2 separate regions of the Homo sapiens genome follow, and region 1 is linked to region 2. Evidence: chromatin loops called from intact Hi-C (ENCODE). Cell type or tissue: IMR-90. All regions are shown on one strand.

The links. A loop is a pair of places that touch in the nucleus more often than their neighbours do. Peaks named below come from ENCODE experiments on the same cell type or tissue, not always from the same donor. Only the 100,000 strongest peaks of a DNase experiment are listed, where the experiment ranks them.
Region 1: a loop joins it to region 2, with 2.2 times the contacts of the local background. A loop is called at or near these places in 3 of 110 quality-filtered maps.

What each region holds. Positions count from the first base shown.
Region 1 is chr11:121,807,913-121,812,912 of GRCh38, forward strand. No RefSeq gene overlaps it. Among named protein-coding and RNA genes, the nearest start is that of MIR125B1, 290 kb to the right of the region's middle. In IMR-90, no CTCF peak of the experiment used is centred here; a DNase peak (open chromatin) is centred at 2,599; H3K27ac peaks cover 521 bases.
Region 2 is chr11:122,083,529-122,088,528 of GRCh38, forward strand. It overlaps a transcript of MIR100HG not described here. Among named protein-coding and RNA genes, the nearest start is that of MIR125B1, 14 kb to the right of the region's middle. In IMR-90, no CTCF peak of the experiment used is centred here; a DNase peak (open chromatin) is centred at 1,933; H3K27ac peaks cover 200 bases.

The sequences.
Region 1 (5,000 bases), 280 kb before region 2:
CTTTTCATGCTCCAGAAAACAAGCCTCAGAAATTTGATGACTGGGGTAGAATTGCTGAAGAAATTAACAGAAAAGGATGGAACTAAAATTCAGGTCTTACAACTTTCCACGCATTGAGTTTCACGTGAGATCTTCTCACCAATCTGTACCTTACTTTCACTTGTTGAATCCCCTTCACAGTATATAGGATTTCAGGTAGAAATATGATTGGCAGAATAGTTCCATTTGCAGGTCCTATTTATCACACTAGAATCTACCCCTCTGGAGACCTATTTTAAAATCATTTTGGATGTGATTTGAAAGAATGCCTCCCTATCTTGAAGCTCCAGGGATATGTCTCAAATGATCTTGATCATGACCTATGATTTTATATTATGCTGAGTAGGGTTTTTTGTCTTCACGATGATAAAGAAAGTGGAGAACATAGCACTCAGCCACTATTATCTCTATTAACCCAGGCAAAGCATTGACCTTTGATTGCTCCCCCGTTTCTTTCTATTGTCTCCACCAGTTGCATGTTCTTAGTGTTGTGCATAAATAAGTCTAATTAGGAACACAAGTTTCAGGCTATAGAAAAGCACTTAGCAGCTCTCCATGAATGCTGCGTTTAAACGAAATAGAATTACAATGCGGAGCAGTATTACAGTATCAGTTTCTCTCTCTTTCTCTGTCCTCCTCTCTCTGTTTCCCTCTTTGTGCCTCTGTGGCCTTCTTTTTTCCTCCACTTTCCAACTACAATGAATGTCTTGACTCAATATTCCTAACCAACATCTTGCCTGTTGGGTTTTTATCTCAACTCATTCTTTTTTCATAGTCTTTTCCTGTGCCTTACAGATAATGTGAAGCAGATATCTTCTAAAATGTACTCCTGCTTTCCATAGTAAATCATTTCCAGAGGCAAAGTCTTCTCTTTTGTTCTTCAGGATTTTTTCCCCCTCAGGTCCTATATTAATCCATTCATCCATCCAACCATCCATCCACCGACCAATCTTAAATAATGGTTTATCAAGAGCATATCTATTCAGGCCAAGTGTCAGCCAACACACAGGAAACATGATTTACACCCTGCACCCACCTCTCTCACTATTCAGGTTGGAGGATGGGGGAAAACTGTGTGCTCAGTTTTCTGCAGAATGCACATAGTATGCTTTCCATAAATGCAAAATTTGTGGACGCTACTATTGATGTCATCCTTTTCCTAAAGGCATATCCAGATGAAAGAAATTTTTAAAAAGTTATTCCTTGTCCTCTATTTAGGAGATTGATCTGTTAGGAAAATCATAAAACAATTTGGGATAGTGCATAAGATGCAATTAGATATCAAAAAAGACAGGTGCAGGCCTAAAAGGATATGCATATTTAGGGAAGGTTTGCATTAACCAAAGAAAGCTCATTACAGAATTAAACTGGGTTTTGAAAGATGGAAAATATTTGGATAATTAAAAAGGAGGATAAAGGATAATAATATGAAGAATTTACTACTTTCTAGACTGTTCTAAGTGCTTTTGTGTACATATTAACTCGTTTAATCATTTAGTTCTTACAGAAGCTTATAGGGTGGTACTATTAATATATTGCTTTTGTGGATAAGTAAATTGAAGAACAGAAAGGTTAAGTAACACAGCTAGGAATTGGCAATCAGAATTTGAACCCAGACAGACTTGCGGTAGGACATGTGCTCTTAACCATTGGACTCTTAAAAGTAGACCAGGTGGGTAAAATAGGAAAGGCTGGAAGGGAGAGGCCTGTGGAAGGAAGAATCAACCATGGGTACCTGAAGGATGGGATGTTAACATTCTTTATTTCACTAAAGAAATGAATCATTACAAAGATTAAATAAAATCTTGCTATTTACCTGGTTTTTCAAAGGAATATTTACTGGTTCTTGATAAGTTCAGCCCCAGGGAGCCACAACAATGGGTTAATTTTTTTCTTGGGCTAAATTTTATTTTTTTCCCTGGTAAAAAGAATATTTAATACAGAGCTCAGACCATATGATTTATTGCCTGTTTGAAAATCCTTTTCATCACTGTATGTTTTACCAGTAAATATTTAATCCTTGGCACCAAGTGCCACCCTGTTTATTAACTTTAGAGTTCATACTTTATAGTAAACTAAATTCTAAAATATCCTATGAAGAGAAAGACATTTCATCTACATAGTTCGCTGAGCAATTTTGCCAAAAGGAACCCCATATTATACGGCTTGGTCACATCACCCCTTTGATTATCGGAAAGCCTGATCACTAGAAAAGCAAACTTTCCTTCACAATAATGTCTATATTATGTTACACTTGCTGTGGATTCCCAAGTTTTCATCCCAAACAATTGTCTTGTGCCCAAAGACACGACCAGAATAAATGGCCTGGCTAGAGGCTTCACGCTTTTGCATGGGTGGCCCCCTCTGACTGACGATTCTGTTTTCCTGTCTTTGAGGCTATGGTTTCAAAAATTTAAAACCACCAGACCCAGAAAAGATAAATCTCTCTCAGTTTGCTTCAGAAAATCTAAACTCAATAATATCCACGTTGGTGGCTTCTGGAGAGAGTTACTCATCTGTCTCTCAGAAATGGGCCTTTTGGATCTCACTGACTCACTCTGGGACTGCTAGAGTTTTGCTCTAAGGCAGGGTTCTGAATCAGTGCTTGCCGAGTTTCCTCTTACTGCTCCAGCACATACTCTTCATTTTATTTGTTTTATTTCTCCTCTCTTTTTTTTTCACTTTCATTTTAGGTTCAGGGGTTCATGTGCAGGTTTGTTATATGGGTAAATAAATTGCATGTTGTGAGGATTTGGTGTACACATTATTTTGTCACCCGGGCAATCAGCATAGTACTCGTTTTTCCATCCTCACCCTCCTCCCACCCTCCACCCTCAAGTAGGCACTGGTGTCTGTTGTTGCCTTCTTTGTGTCCATATGTACTCAATGTTTAGCTCCCACTTCTAAGTGAGAACATGTGGTATTTGGTTTTCTGTTCCTGTGTTAGTTTGCTTAGAATAATGGCCTCCAGCTCCACTGATGTTGCTGCAAAGGACATAATCTTATTCTTTTTTATGGCCGCACAGTATTCTATGGTTTATATGAACCACATTTGCTTTATCCAGTCCACCACTGATGGGCATTCAGGATGTTTCCATGTCTTTGCTGTTGTAAATAGTGCTGTGATGAACATATGAATGCATGTGACTTTGCTGTAGAACGATTTATATTTCTTTGGGTATGAGCCTAATAATGGGACTGCTAGGTTAAATGGTAATTGTGTTTTAAGTTCTTTGAGAAATCACCAAACTGCTTTCTGCAATAGCTGAACTAATTTACATTCCCACCAGCGTGTATTCAGTGTTCTTTTTTCTCTTCAATCTTACCATCATCTGTTAATTTTTGACTTTTTAATAATACCCATTCTGGTTGGTGTGAGATTGTATATCTCATTGTGGTTTTGATTTGCATTTTTCTAATAATTAGTGATGTTGGGCATTTTTTCATATGCTTATTGGCCATGTTATGCCTTCTGTAGAAAAGTGTCTCTTCATGTCCTTTGCCCACTTTTTAATACAACTGTTCTTTGCTTATAAATCTGTAAGTTACTTACATATTCTGGATATTAGACCTTTGTTGGATGCATGGTTTGTAAAAATTTTCTCCCATTCTGTCGGTTGTCTGTTTACTCTGTTGATAGTTTCTTTTGTTGGGCAGAAGGTCTTAAGTTTAATTAGATCCCATTTGTCAATTTTGTTTTTGTTTCAATTGTTTTTGGTGTCTTGGGCATGAAATTTTGGCCAGATCTTATGTCCAGAATGGTATTTCCTAGGTTATTGTCCAGGGTTTTTATAGTTTTAGGTGTTACATTTAAACCTTTAATCCATCTTGGGTTGATTTTTATATGTGGTGTAAGGAAGGCGTCCAGTTTCAATTGTCTGCAGATGGCTAGCCAGTTATCCCAGGAACATTTATTGAATAAGGAGTCCTTTCCCCATTGCTAGTTTTTTGTTGATTTTGTCTCAGGTCAGATGGTTATAGATATGCAGCATTATTTCTCAGCTCTCTATTCTGTTCCACTGGTGTGTGTGTGTGTGTGTGTGTGTGTGTGTGTTTACCGGTACCATGCTGTTTTGGTTACTGTAGCCTTATAATATAGTTTGAAGTCAAGTAATGTAATGTCTCCAGCTTTGTTCTTTTTGCTTAGGATTGCCTTGGCCATTCAGGGTCTTTTTTGGTTTCATCTGAATTTTAGAATATTTTTTTCTAATTCTGTGAAGAATGTCATTGGTAGTTTGATAGGAATAGCATTGAATCTGTAAATTGCTTTGAGCGGTATGGCCATTTTAACAATATTGATTTTTCCTATCTATGAACATGGAATGTTTTTCCATTTGTTTGTGTAATCTCTGATTTCTTTGAGCAGTGTTTCATAATTCTCTTTGTAGAGATCTTTTACCTCCTTGGCTATCTGTATTCCTAGGCATTTTATTCTTTTTGTGGCTACTGTGAAGAAAATTAGGTTCTTGATTTGGCCCTTAGCGTGAATACTGTTGGTGTATAGAAATACTACTGATTTTTGTACATTGATTTTGTATCCCGAAACTTTACTAAAGTTGTTTATCAGATAAAGGAGCTTTTGGGCAGAGACTATGAGGTTTTCTAGGCAGAGAATCATATCATCTGCAAACAGGTATAGTTTGACTTCCTCTTCCTGTTTGGATGCCTTTTATTTATTTCCCTGGACTAATTGCTCTGGCTAGGACTTTCAGTATTATGTGGAATAGGAGTGGTGAGAGAGAACCTGCTTGTCTTGTTCCAGTTTTCAAGGGGAATGCTTCCAGCTTTTGCCCATCCAGTATGATGCTGCCTGTGGGTTTTTCATAGATGGCTCTTACTATTTTGAAGTATGCTTCTTTAATGCCTAGTTTGTTGAAGGTTTTTAATATGAAGGGATGTTGAATTTTATTGAAAGCCTTTTCTGGGTCTATTGGGATGATCATATGGTTTTTGTTTTTAGT
Region 2 (5,000 bases):
GCTAACTCTACTATGGAAATTGTAAAGAAAATAATTATCGATAGAGTTAGATCTATAACATAGCCCCTTTGATTCACGAAAATGAAACTTTGAACATGTGTCTCTTGACCTTCACTGTCTAACATTCCTCCCCAAACTCTCCCTAATGTTGATTGCTTAGTTTATTAATTCAAGTTCGTTGAATAAGTCATAGTCTACAATCACGATAGTAGTTTATGAGAGCAAGTGTTGCTGTTACTCCAAGTGCGTGGGGAAGTTGCAGAGGTCCTTTTCTAGAGGCCTTCAAGATAAGTTGCAGAGGTCCTTTTCTAGATAGTGTGATTATTCTACCATTGGCTCGTTCCTACTTTTCCACTGAACCTACCAGTTATCACACTATGAGCAGAGTAAGGAAAAACTCTGTAATACTTGTGTATTACAGTGCTACTGCACTTTTAATTTTCTCCCTCCCACTATTGGTAAGCAATGATATAGCCTCCTCAACACAATACCTAATGCTGGGTACTGTAATAATCATGGTGCACTGCTCACAATCCCTGTGGCAAGCATTTACACTGCTCTAAGCACCAGCAAGAAAAGAAACAAAAAAAATTTTTTGTGGTTCCTTTTAGTCCTTGAGTATATCACAAGTTTAACCCTAATTGGATTTACCTGATGTCAGTAAATGACCTGGGACTTTCGGCAGTCATTATCCCAAAGGGTAATAATCAGAAAGTTGAGAGGAAAAAACCTAAAATGGCACTTATCTAATGTGGGAAATTAAGTGACTTAGATAGTTATGTACAAAGGGTATAACCAGAGCCAAGTGTAATGTCCCATGTGATTTTTACTAGGAGAGACTAGTTTTAATAGTTTCATCTTTGGACAACCCTCCTTTCTAAGCATGTACCTGCCACTTAGGGATCCCCAACCCAACACGCTGAGGCTCATTTCATCATTATTTTCATCATCCTAGTAAAAATTCACTAGGATCTTTTAAGCCAGGATAACCAACTTCTCAAAGTGTTGAAAAACTTGGTGGCTGATATATGCATGGACTAAGTTATGTATATAAGTTAATAAACCCACACACACACACACACACACACATCTTTTAGGACTGGTTTGCCTGAAGTCTTGACATCATGGAATGTCAAATGTCAAATGTCTTTAAAATATGATTATCGGCTGGGCACGGTGACTCATGTCTGTAATCCTGGCACTTTGGGAGCCTGAGGCGGGTGGATCATGAGGTCAGGAGTTCGAGACCAGCCTGGTCAATATGGTGAAACCCTGTCTGTGCTAAAAATACAAAAATTGAGGCTGGGTGCAGTGGCTCACACCTGTAGTCCCAGCTACTTGGGAGGCTGAGGCAGAAGAATCGCTTGAACCCAGGAGGCAAAGGTTGCAGTCAGCCAAGATCATGCCACTGCACTCCAGCCTGGGCGACAGAGCAAGACTCAGTCTAAAAAAAAAAAAAATATATATATATATATATATATAATATACATGATATATCATGTATATTATATATATATTTATCTGAGTCTCCTAAATGAAGAGAGAGTAAACTGGCAGAGAAATACGCATAAAATAATAATTTGACATTCCACATTGTTGTTATCTATATATAGTGTTTTCCTTGAGGTTAGCAGATGCCAGAATTCCTAGATCAATTAAATAGTGCACCCTTTGCCCACAACTTCCTTTGTAAAAGCTGAATATACAATATACTAACAGATTTTTCAAAATATCTATTTTTCATTTTTAAAAGTATCCCTATTTAAAATGTAGGAGCCTAAAAATATACACAAACCAAATGTTGATTCATTGTAGGAGTTGCATGTTATGATTCCCTCATTGCATCTGGTAACTGCATGTGGTTAGCTACACTTGGTACGACTGGATACAGCTTGACATATTCTGGGATTTATTAAAATGTAAATGACAAAGCAGAAAAGAATGTTCAGACAATTGGATTACTCCATTGACTGAATGTTCCAATACTGTATCTATTTTTGTCAAAGCAATGGTGGTTCCTGCTGTGGAATGCTGAATGGAATATTCCATTGCAGGGCATGGGGAGAACTTGCATAAAAGAAATTGAAACCTAATCATTTAATTTTTAATTCACCTCTCTAAAAGCAACACATTGCCAATACTTGTAAAAGAAATTATGATAATTTTGGCACACAATTATTGGAAGATCATCATTTTCAACTATTTATTCAGTGTCTATTATTGGTTCTGTAACTTCATTCATGAAAACAATGATACATTTGCTTGTTTTTGCTCTTGGCCTTGGCTTGTTTTAGCTATGAGCATTATGTGATGAGCATGAATATCTGTGATATGGCAGGGAATATGCACAATCCAAGAGAGACGTTTTCCTGATAGGAACTGTTCTTATTTATTCCAGAGAAGAGAAGGCTGGGAGGTAGTTGTCTTTAAGGACATGAAGGGATTGAGTTTAAAAGAATGGAGGCCGGCTGTTCTTTCTCTCCACAGGGAACAAGAGAAAATGGGATTAAACTACAGCGTGAGGGATTTGGAATAGAAATAAGAATTTCCCAACTGTGTGGAATCTCAAACACTGAAATCCATTTTGAAGGAAGCATGTGGACATTAGTTTTATTTTGATGCCTTTAAAATATGGAACGGCACATTTTCACTATGTGGTTTTTACATGGATGAAGAAGAGCAGATTTGACGACAGAGTTCCAGGATTCTCTTGATCTATGAGTAGAATCTAAAAGCGATGCATGGTGGTAACTGTGAGAAGTAACTATTTTTTATAGTGGTTATTTTTTAATATGAACTTTTCTCATGGGGACAGAGTGTCAATTTTACCTGTACTGTGAAATGTGAAATGGAATGGAATGGAATATAATAAGTTGGGTGGGGACAGATAATGTGGGAGCACAATGCAATTTTTAATTTTGCCTTCCCACTACCATTTCTGCTATTGAGTTATTCAAGTTTAAAGGCAAAATATCCTTCTAGTGGAGTTTAATATATGTATATTGATTTTTGAATTTGTAAAAATGTGCTCAGGATTCCTGGAGAAATGAGCATCCTCTGTACCCTCGTTATGGGCATATATATGTGTATATATATGTATATGTATATGTATACATATATATATACATATATATATGGATATTTTTAAAGGAGCTGCATTTTCACGTTTGATTAGCAGATTAGCAGAATTATTTGAGTATATGGGATTCAAATTGGTCCAAATTCAATTTTGCTGTTAAAAATTATGACTACAGTGGATATTGGTTGTCTCTTGATTTGAAAATAATTATATTTTCCATTTCCCTGAGATAGTTAGTGTAGCAGGAAGAGTGTTGTGTTAAAATCAGAAACCTGGGGGTCAGGTCTTATCTCAATCATGACCTGGCTGTTTGACCTGGACAACTCAGTAACTGTTAAGTATCAGTTTATATTCTGAGGAATAAACAAAACTGTGTTAAACAGATGGTTTTCCTTCTAATATGCTATCAATTATTGATACCAAAAACTCTCGATTTTCTGAGCTGAGTCTAAGATTATGTTCCCGTAAGTCAACAGTTCTCAACTTTGCCTGCACATTCCAATCTCCAGCGGAGCTTTAGAAAATTCAAATTCCTAGGCCACACTCACACCAACTAAGTCAGAATCTGTCCCAGGTATCAGTATTTTCAAAACTCCCCAGGTGGTTACGATATACAGCCAGGGTTTAAAACTCATGCTTTGGATACAGTGCAGTAAGGAACTGAAATAATCATATTAATGTTATCTATTATGAGTGTGAGAATTGTGTCCATCTTGTTCCTTCCTGTATCCTCAAACCTGAACAAAGTGCCCAGCACGTAGTAGGTGCTCAGTAAATAGTTAATATTTTTAGGAAACTTTGGCCAATTACTAAAAGATATAGGGCATATCAAAGTAGATGGCTGTATCTACTTTAATCATTTTTATGTTCATCTCATTCACTTAATAAGAGCTCAATTCTCTTCTTTTTTTGGTCTGTATAACGTCAAAAGAAAGTGAAATAATAGGTAATATTTTGCTGCAATACAATTCACCTATCCTTAGGATGAAATTTTAAAAAATTGTCTATCACATTCTCTAGAGAAGGGGCCCTTTGGAAGCTAAAGACATGTCTCCTACATGACTTTACACATCTAGGTAAAAATTAAGAAAACTAATTGTCTTTATGTGTCCAGGTGTGATATTCATTCAGCGGACACTTACGAAGTACTTTTGATGCCAAGCATTGTGGTAGGCTATCGTAGACTTTCCTGACCAGGGTTTTATGCTAGAATTGAACCCTAATGCTCTGAGCGTCTTTACCCGTGATGAATTATTTTCCTTCCTTTGCATGTAAAATTGTATTTTTAATATATCATTCTTGGGAGAATTGAGGAAATAGCATTCAAATCATATCTTTGTTCTCTGTGGTTCACATAGCAAACCCCAGTTAAGAAAGGGCTGCAAGTCTGGAGGATAAAATAACAAGCAAAACATAGCATTTATCTTCTGGAGTGGCACTATCCAATGGAAGTTTCTCAGTGATAGATGTGTTCTATATCTGTGCTGTTCAACAGAGTGGCCACCAGTTGCATGTGGCTATTGAGAACTTGCGATGTGAGCAATGCAACTGAGGAACTAAATTTTTACTTTTACTTAATATTAATTAATTGAAATTGAAATAGCCACATATGATGAGTGGCTACCTTGTTGAATGGTGCAGCTCTAGAATCTCATATTCAAATATGAGCACAACACTGGAAGATAAATGCTAATACGAGGTAAGCTCAGAATGACATGAAAGCGCCTAGGTGGGGAAGCTAGTCTTAGCGCTGGTAGAGGTTGGGGTGAAAACTTTCCAGAGAAAATGACTTCTAGGATGGGATGTGAAGGATGAGGGATGGAGTTTGGAAGGTGTAGTGGAGAAAGTACTAGGTAGAAGCTGAAGTGTGTGAGAAAGCCCAGAAGATAGAGGGAACATTAAGAAAAGGCAGGTGGATGGC